2 separate regions of the Homo sapiens genome follow, and region 2 is linked to region 1. The links are chromatin loops, found by intact Hi-C in ENCODE. Cell type or tissue: heart right ventricle. All regions are shown on one strand. Links, peaks and the distances in the headings refer to the core of each region. The heading gives the core; the rest is flanking DNA. Region 1 overlaps STRADB (STE20 related adaptor beta). Region 2 overlaps TRAK2 (trafficking kinesin protein 2).

What was found. A loop is a pair of places that touch in the nucleus more often than their neighbours do. Peaks named below come from ENCODE experiments on the same cell type or tissue, not always from the same donor. Only the 100,000 strongest peaks of a DNase experiment are listed, where the experiment ranks them.
Region 2: it touches region 1 in a loop (3-fold over the local background); 12 of 110 quality-filtered maps call a loop at or near these places.

The regions. Positions count from the first base shown.
Region 1 is chr2:201,460,882-201,470,996 of GRCh38, forward strand. STRADB (STE20 related adaptor beta) reads left to right here. Exons shown (of 12, transcript NM_018571.6): 4 at 9,072-9,171. Among named protein-coding and RNA genes, the nearest start is that of STRADB, 14 kb to the left of the region's middle. RefSeq lists an enhancer at 3,801-4,300. In heart right ventricle, for the core only: no CTCF peak of the experiment used is centred there; a DNase peak (open chromatin) is centred at 4,780; H3K27ac peaks cover 2,786 bases.
Region 2 is chr2:201,383,287-201,391,286 of GRCh38, forward strand. TRAK2 (trafficking kinesin protein 2) reads right to left here. Exons shown (of 16, transcript NM_015049.3): 11 at 6,515-6,594; 12 at 6,014-6,217; 13 at 4,417-4,715; 14 at 2,932-3,198; 15 at 825-930. Among named protein-coding and RNA genes, the nearest start is that of FLACC1, 30 kb to the left of the region's middle. In heart right ventricle, for the core only: no CTCF peak of the experiment used is centred there; no DNase peak of the experiment used is centred there; H3K27ac peaks cover 531 bases.

The sequences.
Region 1 (10,115 bases), core at 945-8,944:
TCAGTGGGATCGCTGGATCATATGGTAGTTTTTTTTTTTTTTTTTAGTTTTTTGAGGAACCTCCATACTGTTCTCTATAGTGGTTGTACTAATTTGCATCATCACCAACAGCATATGAGGATTCTCTTTTCTCCATATCCTCACCAGCATTTGTTATTGCCTGTCTTTTGGATAAAAGCCATTTTAACTAGGGTGAGATGATATTCCCTTGTAGTTTTGATTTGCATTTCTCTGATGATCAGTGATGTTGGGCACTTTTTCATGTACCTGTTTGCCATTTGTATGTCATCTTTTAAAAAAAATTATTTTTATTTCTATTTTTTTTAGAGATGGCATCTTGCTTTGCCACCCAGCTGCACTGCAGTGGTGTAATCATAGCTCACAGCAGCCTTTAACTCCTGGGTTCAAGCAATCCTTTCACCTCAGGTTATTGATAAGCTATGACTACAGGTGTGTATTACCACACCCAGCTAATTAAAAGAGGTCTCACTATGTTGACCAGGCCGATCTTGAACTCCTAGCCTCAAGTGATCCTCCCACCTCAGCCTCCCAGAGTATTGGGCTTACAGTCTGAGCCAATGTGCCCAGAACTGTATGTCTTCTTTTGAGAAATGTTTATTTCTAGATCTTTTGCCCATTTTTAAATCAGATTGTTAGATTTTTTAAATTGGATTGTTTGAGCTCCTTATATATTCTGGTTATTAATCCCTTATCAGATGGGTAATTTGCAAATATTTTCTCCCATTCTGTGGGTTGTCTCTTCACTTTGTTTTTTCTTTTGCTGTGCAGAAGCTTTTTAACTTGCTGTGATCTCATTTGTCCATTTTTGCTTGATTGCCTCTACTTTTGGGGTATAACTCAATTAATCTTTGCCCAGACCAATTTCCTGGACAGCTTCCTCCATCTTTTCTTGTAGTGATTTCATAGTTTGAGGTCTTAGATTTAAGTCTTTAATCCATTTCAATTTTATTTTTTAATATAGCAAGAGATAGGGGTCTACTTTCATTCTTCTGCATACGAATATCCAGTTTTCCCAGCACCACTTATTGAAGAGACTATCCTTTCCCCAGTGTATGTTCTTGGCTTCTTTGTCAAAAATGAGTTCACTGTAGTATGGATTTATTTCTGAGTTCTCTGTTCTGTTCCATTGGTCTGTGTGTCTGTTTGTATACAAGTACCATGCTGTTTTGGTTATAATAGCTCTGTAGTATAATTTGAAGTGAGGTAATGTGATTCCTCCAGTTTTGTTCTTTTTGCTTAGGATTATATAATGACCTTCCATGTCTCTTTTTATAAGTTTTTCCTTGAAATTTATTTTGCCTGATATATGTGTATATCGATTCCTGTTCTTTTTCGGTTTCCATTTATATGGAATATTTTTCTTCCACTATTTATTTTCAGTCTATGAGTGTCTTTATAGGTGAAGTGTGGTTCTTGTAGGCAACAGATAATTGAATCTTTTTTTAATCGATTCAGCTACTCTATGTCTATTCATTGGAGAGTTTAATCCATTGACATTCAGTGTTATGATTGATAAGGACTTAACTGCTGGCTTTTGTTATTTGTTTTGTATTCTCTTCCTTCCTTCCTGTCTTCTTCTTTTTTGTGAAGTTTATTTTCTCTGGCAGTATGTTTTAGTTTCTTGTTTTTTATTTTGTTGTGTGTGTATGTGTTGTAGATTTTATGATTTGAGGTTACCATGAGGCTTGCAAATAACATAACATGTTATTTTAAAGTGACAACTTGACACTGATTGCAAAAACAAACAGGCGAAGAGAACTAATAAAAACTGTACACTTTAACTTCATTCCTCCTGTTTTTTAAGTTTTTATGGTTTCTATTTATATCTTCTTGTACTATTTTGAAAAGGTATTGCAGTTATCATTTGTTCATCTTTTAATCTTTCTACTAAAGATATGAGTAGTTTACACACCACAATTACAATGTTATAATAGTCTGTTTTTATCTGTGTATTTATTACCAGTGAGTTTTGTACCTTCAGATAATTTCTTACTGCTCGTTAACAACCTTTTCTTTGAGATTGAAAAACTCCCTTTAGCATTTCTTGTAGGAGAGGTCTGGCATTGATGAAATCCCTCAGCTTTTGTTTGTCTGGGAAAGTTCTTCTTCCATGTTTGAAGGATATTTTCACTGGATAAACTATGAAAGTTTTTCACTGGGTTTGGTGGCTCACACCTGTAATCCCAGCACTTTGGGAGGCCAGGGTGGGTGGATCACAAGGTCAGGAGATTGAGACCATCCTGGCTAACATGGTGAAACCCCATCTCTACTAAAAATACAAAAAATTAGCTGGGCGTGGTGGCACACGCCTGTAATCCCGCCTACTTGGGAGGCTGAGGCAGAATTGCTTGAACTTGGGAGGTGGAGGTTGCAGTGAGCCAAGATTGCACCATTGCACTCCAGCCTGGGTGACAGAGTGAGACTGTCTCAAAAAAAAAAAAAAAAAGGTTTTCCTTCAGCACTTTAAATATGTTGTGCTACTCTCTCCTGGCCTGTAAGGTTTCCACTGATAAGTCTGCTGCAAGATGTATTGGAGCCCCTTTATATGTTCTTTCTTTTTTCTTACTTCTTTTAGTATCCTTTCTTTATCCTTGACCTTTGGAAGTTTGATTGTTAAATGTCTTTTTTGGGTTAAATCTGCTGGGTGTTCCATAACCTTCTTGGATACTGGATATTGATATCTTGGATACTTGGATAACTTCTTGGATACTTGGATATTGATATCTTTCTCTAGGCTTGGAAAGTTCTGTGTTATTATCCCTTTGAATAAACTTTCTATTCTGATTTCTTTCTCTACCTCCTCTTCAATGCCGATAAATCTTAGATATGCCCTTTTGAGGCTGTTTTCTAGATCTTATAGGTGTGCTTCATTCTTTCATATTCTTTTTTCTTTTGTCTTCTCTGTATTTTCAAATAGCCTGTCTTCAGTCTCACTAATTCTTTCTTCTGCTTGATCAGTTTTGCTATTGAGACTCTAATGCATTCTTCAGTATGTCAGTTGAATTAGAATTTGCTTGATTTTTAAAAAATTATTTCCATCTCTTTGTTAAATTTATCTGATGGGATTCTGAATTCCTTCTCTGTGTTATCTTGAAATTTGTTGAACTTCCTCAAAACAGCTATTTCAACTTCTCTGTCTGGAAGGTCACGTATCTCTGTCACTTCGGGATTGGTCACTGGTACCTTACTTTGCTCATTTGGTGAAATCATGTTTTCCTAGATGTTCTTGATGCTTGTGGATGTTCATTAATGTCTGGGCATTGAAGAGTTACGTATTTATCATAGTCTTTGAAGGCTGAACTTATTTGTACCCATCCTTCTTGGGAAGGCTTTCCAAGTATTCACAGGGAATTGAGTATTGTGATCTAAGTCTTTGGTCACTGTAACTCTATCTGCATTAGGGACCACTTCAAGCCCAGCAAAACTGTGACTCTTGCAGACTCACAGAGGTACCATCTTGGTGGTCTTGGGTAAGGTCTGAGAGAATTACCTGGATTACTAGGCAGGGAATCTCGTTTTCTTCCCTTACTTTTCCCCCAAACAGTTTCTCTTTCCATGCTGAGCTGCCTGGAGCTGGGCGAGGGGTGACACAATTACCCCTGTTGCCACCACCACTAGGACTGCACTGGGTCAGACCTGAAGCTCAGCACAGCACTGGGTCTTGCCCCAGGCCTGCAGCCACCACTGCCCAGCTGGATGTTCACTCAAGGATACCAAGGGCTCTTCAGTCACCAGGTGTTGAATCCAGCCAGGCTGTGTCCTTCTCTTCAGGGCAGTGAGCTCCCCACCTGGCCCTGGGTGGGTCCAGAAATGCCTTCTGGGAGCCAGGGCCATGGGTCAGGAACCTTAGGAATCTACTTTGTGCTCTATTCTACTGCAGCTGAGCTGGCACCCAAACCACAGGACAAAGTCCTTCCCATTCTTCCCTCTCCTTTCCTCAGGCAGAAGGAGTCTCTCCTCATGGCCACCATTGTCCCAGGCCCATTGCAGAGTCCTGCCTGGCTATTGCCAGTGTTCACTTGAGGCCCGAGGGCTCTTCTGTCAGCTTGTGGTGAATATTGCCAGGCCTGGGTTTCTCCCTTCAGGGCAGTGGGCTACCCTTTAGCCCAGGGCCAGTCCAGAAGTGCTATCCAGGAGCCAAGGCCTGGAATCAGGGACCCCAGGAGTCTGCTTGGTGCTCTAGCCTACTGTGGCTGAGCTGGTACCCAAGCTGCAAGACCAAGCCCCCTTTACTGTCCCCTCTCCTCTACTCAACCAGAAGGAGCCTCTACCTGTGGCCACCACAGTTGGGAATGTGCTGGTTCACACCTGAAGCCAGCATGGCCCTGAGTTTCACCCAAGGCCCACAGCAGGTACTGCCTGGATACTGTTGATGTTTATTCAAGGCGCAAGGTCTTGGTCAGCAGGTGATGGATCCTGCCAGAACTAGGTCCTTCCCTTCATGGGAGCAGTTTCCCTTCTGGCCCAGGGTGTGTCTAGAAATGTTGTCCAGGAGCTAGGGCTTGGAATGGGGGCCTCAGGACTCTGCCTGGTACCCTATTCTACTGTGGCTGAGCTGGTATCCAAGTTGCAAGACAAAGTCCTCTTTATTCTTTCCTTTCCTCTCCCCTCCTCAAGGGAAAGGAAGGAATCTCCTGGAGCTACAAGCTGCACTGCCTGGGGTTGGAATAGGAGTGACAGAAGCACTCCCTTGGCTGCCCTGACTAGTGTCTCACTAGGTCATGGGCCCCCCAAGTCCACTGGCTCCAAGCCCAGCACAGCACCAGGAATTGCCCTGGAATTGCAGTCCTCATGGCCTAGACTACCTTTCAAGTTTATTTAGGACCCCAGAGGGCCTCAGCCTGTGGTGGCAGACAAGGCTTGCTGGAATTCAGGTTCCAGCTGCTGGGATGGGTGATTCCCCTCTGGCTAAGGCTGATCTAAATGCTCCCTCCTTGGGCACTGGCTGCATTCTTTACTGTGTTGCTCTCTGCTGTGACAGGCAACACTGAGTTCCAGTGCAAAGTCCCACAATCACTGCACTCTCCCTCCCCGGGGGATGCGGGAGGGGAGGCATCAGCTATTCAAGACTGTCTTTCCTACCCTGCTCAGTGCCTCTTTCAGTGATAGGAAGTTAAAAACAGGTACTGTGATAGCTCACCTTATTTTTTATTCTTACAAAGGTGCCTTCTTGTTTGGATAGTTGTTCAATTTGGTGTTCCTGAAGGGTGAGGGAAGATTGCTGGAGGGTTCCATTCAGCCATCTTTATCCACCTCCCTCCCAGTCTGAGTTTTAATTTAAGTAATTCCCTTTGGGTGAGGCAGAAAGGAAAGTGATTCTTGTCTCCATGCTGTTACTGAGAGAGAGGCCTAGAACTAAGCAAACGTTCACAGCTGCCACCTGAATCCTTCAAACCTTCAGGTTGGAGCCTTTTTATAATTTAAGGATTGAAATGTCACATCTCTCTCTGTTAGTAGACTTAGACTAAAATCTTCAGTGAGAGAAGCAGAAGCATAATCTGAAGTCTCTCATGGAAAAATGAATTGGAAAAGTTGTATAATGTAAGTTGACACCAGCTGGAAACTGGTGCCTGATGACTAGAAAAACTTCCTTGTGCGCTCTCTGAGTCATGCTGTAAAACACCATCTGTTGTCTTTTCTTTGGACAACTTGTTCTCCATTGGCCTGGACTTTATAGATAGAATTAAATTTTATGTTAAAATATCATGTTTGGAGGACAGTCTGGTTTTCCAAGTGATTTATGTCTCCTATAACTTCGGAAACCCCTCTATCTGTAGGAAAATTCATTTTCTATAGTTAACCTTTGCAAATGAAAGGCTGTGATGTTTGAGCTGAGATGCTTTTTAAAATAATGCAATTTTAGCATTACAGTGATTCATGAGAGGCCATCTGGTCTAATTTTCAACTAATGTAGGGAGTGTTCTCTACAATATCTCTGAGAGTTCATTGTAGAAATTTAAATAAAAAGAGCTCCATCATAGAAAAATAGTCATCATAGAAAAATAGAAACATACAGAAAGGTATGTTTCACCACAAGTAAAAGTCTGGCAGGATCTCTCTGAAAACACTTCAGAGTGCTATTCATTGGCTTGATTATTGAACTATGATGTAGGGTCTGTTCCTCAGCCTCTTAGGATCATAAACTGGATTTAGTCAGCAAACCTAGAGTGGAGCCATATTTCAGTATCAGATCCACATTAATCAAGCTCATTACAAACCCAGTCTCCCAGTGCCAGAGGAAATGGTGCCCTTACATTGTATTATCAATCCACTCTTATAGAAAAGTTACATGGGAAACCAAATCATAATTAGAAGCAGTTTAATGTATAATGGAGAAGTAATGACAGCTGTCAAAGTACTTGAAATTCATATCACAGTACTTCCTTTCGCTGCAAGCAGACATTTGTGGGCATCAAAACTTTTCTTTTCCTAGCCTTCCAATTGCTGACCATTCCCTCTTCACTTCCAGTTCTTGTACCTCCCTGTAGCTCAACTACTGTCAATGGTGGTCGTCCAACCTCCAAATATATCAATGGAGAGAGGATAATGGAAAGAGGCAGCTTGATGCCTGAGCCACACTTGGATGGCACCGGTTACTCCATATTTCTTAGGCGGAACTGAAATCTACTTCCTGGAGCTTCTATCTGTTGATCTCAGCTCTTCTCGCTGAACAATTGTTTACCCTTCTATATTAGTCTTTTGGCCACTTGCAAATGGCAACTATATATATTCTTAATATTTTCTTTTCCAGATTAAATATTTCCAACTCCTTCATTGTTGCTGGAACCTTCACCAATTTGGTTGGCCTTCTCTAGGCATCACCATTTTACAATCACCATTTTACAATTCCCTCTTAAATTGTGGTGTCTCAATTATCCATGGTGCTCCAGATACTAATCATTTCAGAATACAGTGAAACTCTTGTCTCTTCCAGTCTGCTCAATTTTGCTTCTGTAAATGTAGCTCAATATTGTGCTTTTATTTAACCTTCTCTGTCATGGTATTGACTGAAACCTCTGAGTCATAAACCTGGTATCCTCAATTTTGTATTTAGGCTATTGGTTTTTTGTTTTTTTTTTTAACTTAAGTGTAAGGTTTTGCATTTATCCTTGTAAAATTTTACTGATCTGGGCCCAGTTTTCTAGCTGTTCAGGATGATTGTGAGTCCTGCCTTTTTTTTTTCTTTTTTTTTTTTTTTTTTTTTTTGGTAATTAGCTATGCCCAACAATGCATGATCCATACTTTTTCTTTTTTCAAGCCAGCCTTTTTCAGTTTCAGGAAGTCATTAAAAAGTTTAACAGAGCAAAGGCAAGGACTTTGCCATAATTTTTGCTTTCTATCATCTAACTGGTCAAATGAAAAAGAGAAGTGAGGTTAGTTTGGGATGATTTACTCTTAGTAAATCTGAGTTGTCTTCTTGTGATTACCATGTGGCTTTTTAAAGTGCCCATAATTCACCTATTGAATAATTTGATCTCTGACTTTGCTGGGCAACAGCATCAAGCTTGCCCCTTTGTAGTTTTCTCCCTTTTTGAAAATTGGGTCATTGTTTGCTACTTTTATTCTGGTTTTTCATCTGAGTTCTATCATAGTTGCAAACTTCGTATCCTAAGTGTAATTGCCCTGGGCCTGGAGGTTTGAACCTACTTAAAACAACCTGTTTAGAGCTTTGAATACTTATTTACAACATGTGTCCCTTCTAGTTTAAATAAGACTAATTCCCCAATGGAATAGATGGAAGCAAAATAGAGGCTGATTAGTTGTGATTTTAGTCCATCACCCAGTAACATTATGCCGTTTTTTTCCAAGCCTGTGAATTATAAGCCTTAGCTCATTACATCTCTAGCCTTCCCGACAGGCTTACAGGTTGATATCACTTAAAAAATTTTTAAAGCTGTTATATGTTCTTTCTGTCTCTTTTATGTGGTCATTAAATCTGAGTTTATCTGAAGACTACCTGTTTTAAAGAAACTGAATTGCTTCCATCAGATTGTAAAGAGGCAGAAAAAAAGAGAAACTAAATTGCTTTATTTTGATTTGTTTTCTCATCAGGATTATTTCCAATCGTATAGTAGAATTTCTTTTTACATTCTTTCATTCCTCTTGAACAATAGTCAGCCTTATTTATCTTTAGCCATGGGTTTATAATTCCTTTTTTCCTGCTCTCTTAAAGTTTAGGGAACATTTAATCCTGTCACTGTTTCAAACTCCATCTCTGTCTCTTGATTAAAAAGAGCCAAGAATGTGAAAAGGAGTTAACACAATTCCTAGCACATAGTAATGTTATTTTTCCCCTTTCTTCCTTCCCCTGCCATCTGTCTGTAGAGGCTCCTAAGTGTCCTTTGGAGTAGTTATGTCCATTGGGAGACCCTCATGGTTATCATATGAAGCCAGTAGTTTAGGCTTCTTTTTCATACATCCATGTTATTTCACTGTCACTGTATTCAGGTGCAAACCTGACTCTCACTCCAAAGCACACCATGAGACCTCCTATCAGTACTTGGTCATTCACTTAGGAGGTCTGTCTTCTTTGATTTTTCTTTCTGACCTCCCATCTGATTCATCTTGCAAAAAACTTCATCAGCAATTTTAATAGGCTGCAGTCTGGAAACTGTTCCTTGACTGTTAACATCTTCAGTAGCAGAGCATGTACCTTGTGAAATATGGCTCTAGCTTAAAGCAAGAGCACAAGCATAGAATATCCCTCACAGGTCCCTGCAGCTCTTCGCTTGGTACATTTGTCAGCTATCCTGAAGAATTAACATTCTTCGCAACTCCTAAACATTTTACTGGAAATTACACTGGGAAGTATTCCTTGCTATCTGTAAATCTGCTTTTCCTGCCCTCTCCATAGGCTAACAGCTTTCTACCTAACATCAATGAGCAATTGGTAAATTCATTTTAGATCTTAAAACAGTGTCTTAAGCCACCTTGCAGTACCTTCCTAATGAGCACCTCTGTGTTTGAAAATATAACACCAGTGTTTTATATTAGGGCAGGGGGACCAAGAAGTTCATCTATTTTGTTTTTATCTTTAAAAACAAATGCAGGTTGATGAGCCAACCCTTTCCTGGTCACGTCCATCCACTAGAGCCAGTGAAGTACTATGTTCCACCAACGTTTCTCACTATGAGCTCCAAGTAGAAATAGGTAATAATCCTGAATTTCTAATTGACCCTTCAGTGCTAGAAATTAAATTGATGACAAAAAGATTATTTTGTGGGCAAGTGTTTTTCTGTTGTTACCTCCAGCATAAAACTAGATGCTAATTGTGTCAGTCAAGTGGATTCAATTAATTTATGTCTATCTTAAAATAATGACTCAGATTTTTTCAAGATTACTGTCTAGAACGTTTACTTTTCCATTGAAGTACATTTAGATGAGGAAGACACTAAATACTTATTATTTGTGTGTTTATTGTGGGAAGCATCTATTTTATGGGTATAATTTCTACTGGGTATGAAGTAAAATCAAGTCATCTAAATCTTTTCAGTCACAATCCTTTAAATTGCTTCTCAGTTTAAAAATTTATCTAAAATATCATTTGTAGTAGAAAGCTTTTTCAGTTAAGTGTGGAATAGGATGGGTTATTGTTTATAGCTTTACATATGTGAAACATTTGCTCTGAATATTTAGAAACATCTATTAAACACTACACACCGGTGATTGTGTTAGGTGCTAGGGAAACAAAGCATGGTAGAACACTTGGAATTGACATCATCTCTGGGAAGATGAAGACACAATATAGCTTCGTTTTATGCACTGGAGGGTACTTTAGTAGAGGTATGTCCTAAGTGTTATGGGAACAGAGAAGATGGAGCATACAACGAACCACCTCTGGGAGTTAAGAGAGATGGCAAAAAGGGGCTGGATCTTGAATGAGGAAGAGTTTGCTAGATATTCTAGTCATAGGTTTTGTTATAGACAACATAAACAATCCTGGCTAACTTAAGTGAAAAAGGAATATTTGAACAGTGCTGCTAACTCACAGAATTATTGGCTAGAGAACTAGGCTTGGAAGAAGCCAAGAGAAGCTGCATGACAAGGACCAGGACTGTGGAATAGGAGCAGCCTAGTGAATGTACTGCCCGCCA
Region 2 (8,000 bases), core at 1-8,000, 79 kb before region 1:
TGATCACACTAAATCTTAGGGTGAGCCAGGCCACACCCAGTAGTCTTAGGGTGAGGAATGGCCATGCCAAAAAGACCAACCACGTGATTTAGGGTAGGGCCTTTGAGTCATGCAGTATCAGTTGGCCAGAAGACTGAGTTCAACTCTGTTGAACTGAGTTCAATCAATCATACCTACACAATGAAGCCTCAATACAGACTGTAAACACTAATACTTGGGTGAACTTCCCTGGTTGGTAATATTCTGTGTGTACTGCCACATATCAATACCAGGAGAGTAATGAATCCTAAGGACACGTGTAGAATTCTCCAAGACTCTGCCCTATGCCTTTCTTCCTTTGGATAATTTTAACCTGTATTCGTTCCTTGTAATACAGTAGCCACAAGTATAACAACTTGCTGTGAGTTCTGTGAGATCTTCTAGCAAATTGCTGAACCTGAAAGTGGTTTTGGGAACCCTCTGCACTTGCAGGTGTTGTCAGAAGTGAAGGTGAGCTTGTGCAGAGGACTGGCCCTGTAAATCTTGCAGTTTGGCTAACTCTGGGTATATTGCCCCAGCTGCGTTATTTATTAGTTGTCTGCCCTAGGACCAGTCACCTCAACCTTCCATGCCTCAGTTTACTCTACACAATACATACTCACTTGCCCTGCCTACTTTTTTAATAATCAAATGAGAAAATGCAATGTGAAAATATTCTAAAGACACATTATCACAGAACATTAATTAACATTCTGGAAATTAAAATGAAGGTAATTTTAAAAAGAAATTCATGAAAATATAGCTGAGGAAAGAAGTGAGGCCCCAGATTTCCCAGGCACTCTTACCTGGGGGTAACCTGAGTGATGTCAGAGGGATGTAATATTCTACAGGTGGTGAAAGTGAATGTTGAGTTTGTGCACGACAGGCACTTTCCTGGGTTGGCGGTTGCAACTGAAATAGATTTTTAGGGAGCAAATACAAGATTGAAAGTCTAGATTAATAATGTAAAAAGCTCATCATTATTTATTAATAATATAGCATTTATCAAGTACCTTTTGTATTAAAAATCCCCAAATCTGGAAATGAAATAAATATACATAAAGATTGTACTAGTATCAACTGGTTAGTATATAGGTGAATCCAATACTTTAAAACTGTAAAGCAAAAGGCATAAACAAAGATTAGAAATGAGAAAACTGAAAAAATACATTAAAAAAATCAAGATCTAGTATCCAAATGATTCAGCCAAATTTATCTACTCTAGTGGTTCTCAAAGTGTGGTCTGCAGACTCTGTGGGAGTCTACATGTCAAAGCTACTTTCATAGTAATGGTAAGACAGAGGCCTTTTCTTTTTGACTGGGTTGACATTTGCACTGCTGGTGCAAAAGCAATGGAAGGCAAAATTGATGGCTCCTCAGCACAAAACAAGGCAATATCACCAAGTTGTACTAGTCTTCTTTATTGTTATGCACTTGGTATTTTTTAAAAAGCCATATTCACTTAAGAATGTCCTTGAAGTAGCAGTAAAAATTATCTATTAAATTTTGGATCTTGGCCGTTGAGTCTTTTTCCTGTTCTGTGTGATGAAAAATGGGAAGGATGTATTAAGCACTCTTGCTGCACACTGAGATACAGTGGTTATCTAGAGGAAAACACTTGTGCAACTGATTTGAAATTTTCTCATGGAATACCATTTTTACTTGAAAGAACTAACAGACAAACTATAGTAATTCAGACTTGGGTGAAAGACAGACATGTTAAAAATGAATGAAGTGAGCCTGTCCTTCAAGAAAAACAGCTAACAAAATGTGAGCTTTCAAGAAAAAGTGAGTTTTGGAAAACTCGTATCCACCACTGAAAGCATGAACATCCTTGAAGACTTTTCTGATGAGTAGGTGGTGATATTAATATGATTTTAATATTTTTACGTAATAAAATGTGCCAATATTTGGAAAATCTGCATAACTCCATGAACCAATCAACATTTTCTAAATGACCAACGCATGATCTTAAAAATCAAGCATGGCTCAAAGATATATTCAAAATGTAGGATACGACCAATGCATTTAATTTAATTTTTTTTTTTTTTTAGTAGAGACAGGGTTTCACCATGTTGGCCAGGCTGGTCTCAAACTCCTGACCTCAGGTGACTGCCCACCTCGATCTCCCAAAGTGCTGGGATTACAGGTGTGAGCTACCACACCCAGCCTGACCAATGCATTTTAATGTTAACAAAGTAATGAAAAGTTCATTGTTAGGGTTTCAGATCTCACATTGCTACAAACGTTCAAGAAACTACTACTTACCTAGTTTTAGTGTAATATCAAAAAATAGCTACACATATCTGAAAAGACTATTAAAACACTCTTTCCAACTGCATGTTTGTGCCTGGCTGCATTTCCTTCATATTGTTCAACTGAAACAACATATTGCAATAGACTGAAGGCAGATGCTGATAATGAGAATAAAGCTATTTTGTATTAAGTCAAAAATTAGAGACTTGAACAACTGTTTTTCTCACTATGTAAAAAAATTAGCTATTTTTCATTAAACATATTTGTGTAACACAATTATTTTAAATGAGTTAATACATATTTTTATGGTTTTTCAGTTTTGATTTATGATATATTAAATGTCAATAGATATAACCTGCACAGATAGGCTCTCTGGAATTCTCAATGATTTTTTAGAGTATAAAGAGTTTCTGAGCCCAAAAGGTTTGTGAACCACTGACTTGAATTCATCCAGCTCTCTACCCAATCTACTAACGCAGGCTGGCTAAGATAAAGTGGAGAGAATTAGGAATGCCACTAATGCTATAGATTTTCATTATCTGATATGCAAGATTAAGTACCCTCCAGTGAGCAGAGGTAGCCAGCTGACTGTCTAGTAAGTCAGAATGCAAAGTACTTCTGGTTATTATACCATATTCAACCAGACACTCTTCTCACCTGTAACTGGTCCACCTGCTGAAGTAATGGGTGGCAGGAAGATCCCTGTTACTGGCTTGGATGTTGAAAGTTTCTCTTCCACTTCAAGAGGTTGCTGAACCTGAAAAGTAATACCCTCCTCTTCATCCTCTTCTAAATCTGAGATGTGATAAATAGCATCCCCGGGCAACTGGGTAAAGCCTTTAGTAATGACACCTGGTCGTGGATCAAGGATGGTTCCCAAGTTTGGTTGAGCAAGCTGCTGCCAGTGATACAGAGTTTGTGATCCTGAATATGCAAAACAAAGGAAGGGGAAAGGCATGTTTTACATTTCCCACAAATCTTAAAACACAAGCTAAAATTATATGTGTAATAACAATAATGACAGCAATAAAACTATTTATTTGGTGTTAATAATTTGGTAAAAGCTGCAAATTAAAGTTTTCAGTGGAAGATGACAAGATGTCAAAGGTATGAGTCATAATCTGTTTTAATAGTTAAGGAGGACACCTAAAGGGGTGAAAAAAAACCCAAGGAGACACCCTTAATAGGAAAGGAGCTTAGCTGCTGAGGCAGTGATGGAAGATACGTGCCTAAGAGGTGGGCTGTATTTTCCCAGGTGACAAAAAAGTCAATACTTCTCTGGCCTGGAACTATGCCTATGAAGGTGAAAGTCAAAAGCCAGGCTCCCAGGGAGAATAGGAAAATGAAGAAGATAATGAAAAGGAGGATATGTTCTACTGGTTCCAGGCTACAGAACCCTGGTGAATGATCATCCCAAGTAATTGCACCAGATGCAATGTCTAATTATGTCACTGTAGTCATTTCATCCTAAAAATGGCAACTCCAACAAATATCTGCACTGATCATTAATGAATACAACTAAGTTATAAAATCTTTGAGTTTGAGGGGTCTTTATAAGTTACACACTCAAAATTTCATTTAATGCAGAACTCTTTTAGGATAATATCAGAGAATCATTCAATGATTGTCATTGTTCCAGAAAATGAAGGAATTTATTTTGAATTCAAGCTCTTTCTTAGGAGAGTATAGAAACTAAACTGAAAAAAGGAAAAATACAGGTACACACACACCTCTAAGTCAATTATACTTTTGGGTAAAAAACTCTTTTGAAAAGGAAGGTGGAGATGAATTATTATCTCTAGATCATTATCATTTATCATATCTTATTCATCTAACCATGGAAACTGCTGTCAATGATATTCCTTAGCAAAGGACAGAAAAAGATTACTCCTCTTCCCTGCTCACGTTTATATTAAAAAACATCAGAAGAGAACTGCTGGCTGATGATTCAGAGAATGCAACTCTCTTCATTCATTAATTTTCCACAAAGTACTACAGTCTTGCCACCCAAACAGCAAGATTAAGGGATAAAAAGATCATCTGCACATAATGTTCCTATAATTAAGACACAAATCTCAATTCCAGGGAAAGGAACTTCCAGTAAGTCACATGGCTTAGTAAGGGCCCTTACTGATTTATTACCTTCAAGGGGCTTGACAATTTGTAATTTTTCTGGCATAAAACCTCGAAGGCAACTGGCACTGCTGAGGTCTGTGATCTCTGACTGGGTGGTGCAGAGAGAGGCAAGGCTCTCTGTCGGGGTGACACAGCCACTAACTCCTTCCTTCTGGTCTGCCAGAACCTGGATCTTCCGCTGCCATTCTTCAGCAAAGAACTGCTTCTCACTTAAATAGTTTTGTCGACGCAAGCTAAGGCGATGCAGTGCTGTAGCCAAATCACTATCTCCTGAGGGTCCTGGTTGGCCCATCTTCTGGGAGCTCCTATAGGAAAATCGCGTTCACTGATTAGATCTTGAGGATCATCAGCATGACCCAGACCTCTCCTTTCTATAATGGTAAGCATTCAAGAGACTGATATTAAAAACATGATATTTTCCTAGATACCTGGAATATAGAAGTAATAACAACAAACCAAAATCACCAACAACACTATATATCATTTTTACAGATCATTGCAAATGACTTGAAAGGCAAGATAATACTTTATTGATATTCTGTGTTTTCTGAATTTTCTATTTCATTTAATTTATGAAACTACACATTCAACCATCTATAAATTCATATTAGGTGGTCACGAAAGTAAATATTATATTTTGCTGAATCTGTATCATAGATTGCAAGAGGTACCATTATTTTATGTATCATAAAGAAGGAAAAAAACGCTACGGATTAAACTAAGGCATACTATCAGTTACAAAACATAATAATTTAAAAAATATTAAAATATGAAAAAAATTTGCTTTGGGTCACAGAATCACCCATCAACACTGCAGAACATTTAAAAGGAAACAACAAAATTTGTATATAATACTGCATTTTTATAGTTGTCTGATGCCCATTTTTTGACTTCAACACTTTTGAAACTGGAAGCTATCTTATAATTGATATCAAATGGAAGATCAGCAAGCTGAGTTGTGGGTACTCTGGGATACTGGGGTATAAATCCACATAAATGTGTTTCAGATCTTCTCCTAAGATAATTGTGTGACAGTGAGGCAGTAGGACACAAAGCTGCTGTGGGTGCAGAACACTGCCCAGGACAGACCAGGCAATGCAACTGAAACCTAGTGTGATGAATTTTTATGTTAGGAAACATTTCCCTTTGGTGCCAAACATCTATCTTGCAAAGCTTTCAGCTCACTTTTCAGTAAAGTTGTTTACCTTCTAGTTATATAGAATTCAATGTACTGAATTAATAAAAGGAATGAAAAAAAAATCCAAGTTTAAATAAACAGAAAATCGACAGCACCTCGATGGTCCTCAAGATGTATTCAAACTTACATTTATCCTAAAAATCACCAAAGCGGTTGAGATTATGAGCACGGATTATGAGAAGGTGTCATCCGATGTATTCATGCTAGTGACCAAACAGATTCAAAAAAATTTGACTTTGGCATGATCTGTCTCATGAATAATGATACAAGGCATCATAAGTGAAGGAAAACTGACAGTTCCAGAACCTTCTTGGGACAGTAGAGTAATGCTGGAATGTGCGTATGTGAATCTGGTGCGGCAATGTGAAAAGAAATGCAGAATCACTGTTATCATCGGATTCCTACCCTGCAACCTCCTCTGAGCTGCTCCCCTGGTTCAGGAGTGATTTGTCCTCTGTTTGCTGAAGACCAGACTCAAAAGGTTTTGCTGTCATGATGACACTTGAACGGTTGGAGCCTGGAATGGGTAACAGAGCTGGGAATGAGATAGAGCGGCCCCGTGTGTCATTGGCAATCCTGACGGTATCAAATACCCGCTTCTGTTGGGCTCTGTCAAAAAAGGAAGTGTTCGTTATTATCACTGCTAGCCACTAAAGCATCTAGAGAAGAGAATGTATGTGCAGTCCATCAGAAATAAAGCCACCCTGAGGAGCTATTTAGGAGAAATCATCAGAAAATAAGCTTTCAAACAAGAGAACTCTCTCACAAAAAAAGGACACTGTGAGGAAAACACTGAATAGTAAGCAAATTACTACTGAATCTCGTAATACTTGCCACTTTGGATTGTGGCTTCTTTTTAATTTCTATTCCAATGATTGAGTAACAACACATGTGACCTGTACTTACTTTTGTTTAAAGAGAGAAGATTCCTCATCCAAACTCAGCTTTTTACGCATAGTCCCCTCAATCTCAGCTGCCAAAGATTCCTAAGAAAAAGAGTTTGAGATTTCTAAAGTGATTGTTGCCCTTAAATTAACAGAGTCTCTACAATCCTATACTTTTGGTTTTATAATAAAATACAAGGAAATAGTCAAGGCTAACATTCAGGGGAAAAAAGACATTCTGGAAATATAACTTTTAAATAAGAACCAACTACCTTTTCATAATCTTTTCAAATAGGAAAGTAGTGGAAAAAGCTGATATGATAAATAGAAAATATATGTGCAGGCACACAAAAACAAAAGGTCTGAAAGGCCATAAACCCAGTGTTGACAGTGATGCTGTGGAGGGTGAGATTTAATGGTATTTAACAATTTTTTTTTTGCTTTTCTGTAATTTCTAGCTTTTCTATAATAATCATGTATAGCTGGCCGGGTGCGGTGGCTCACACCTGTAATCCCAGCACTTTGGGAGGCCAAGGTGGGTGGATCACGAGGTCAGGAGATCGAGACCATCCTGGCTAACATGGTGAAACCCTGTCTCTACTAAAAATACAAAAAAATACAAAAAAAAAAAAAAAATTAGCCGGGTGTGCTGGCGGGCGCCTGTAGTCCCAGCTACTCGGGAGGCTGAGGCAGGAGAATGACGTGAACCCGGGAGGCAGAGCTTTCAGTGAGCTGAGATCGCACCACTGCACTCCAGTCTGGGTGACAGAGCGAGACTCCGTCTCAAAAAAAAAAAAAAAAAAGTAAAAACAAAAATACCAACAAAAAACAATGTATAGCTTTTATAATATTAAAAAATCACTTAAAAAAAAGAACAAGCAAGCTTCCTCTTCCCCCCAGTCAGGGATGAGGACTAAATCTAGTGTTGACAGTGATTCTGTGGAGGGTGGAATTTAATGGTATTTAACGATTGCTTTTTGCTTTTCTGTAATTTCCAACTTTTCTGTAATAAACATGCATAGCTTTTATAACATTAAAAATCATTTAAAAAAAAAGCAAGCTTCCTCTTCCTCTGGTCAGGGGTGAGGACTCAACTAATATGGGTGACATGCTCAGTGGGACTCAGCTGAGGATGACTGGAATTGGAGGCAATGGTGTGAACTCATGATTATATATATTTATATATATATGGATGAAAACATATATATACACATATATAGTATAGGTATAGGTATGAAATACATATATTTCCTAGTCCTACCTGCTGAGAGGGACTAGAAGCCACAATACTCTAGTAGCAATCAATGGGCACACCTAACACCCAGATCTTGGATTCGAAATACAATTCTTCAATAAAAGTAACCAGAGCTCTTTGGAGAAATGGCTGATTCCAGGGCTGAGACAAAAAGTACAAGATCAGCTTAAAGGAGATCCTACTGATCATATCTAGGACAATCTGAATATCCTACATACAGATTGAATATACAACAATAGCTTGTAATCTATTG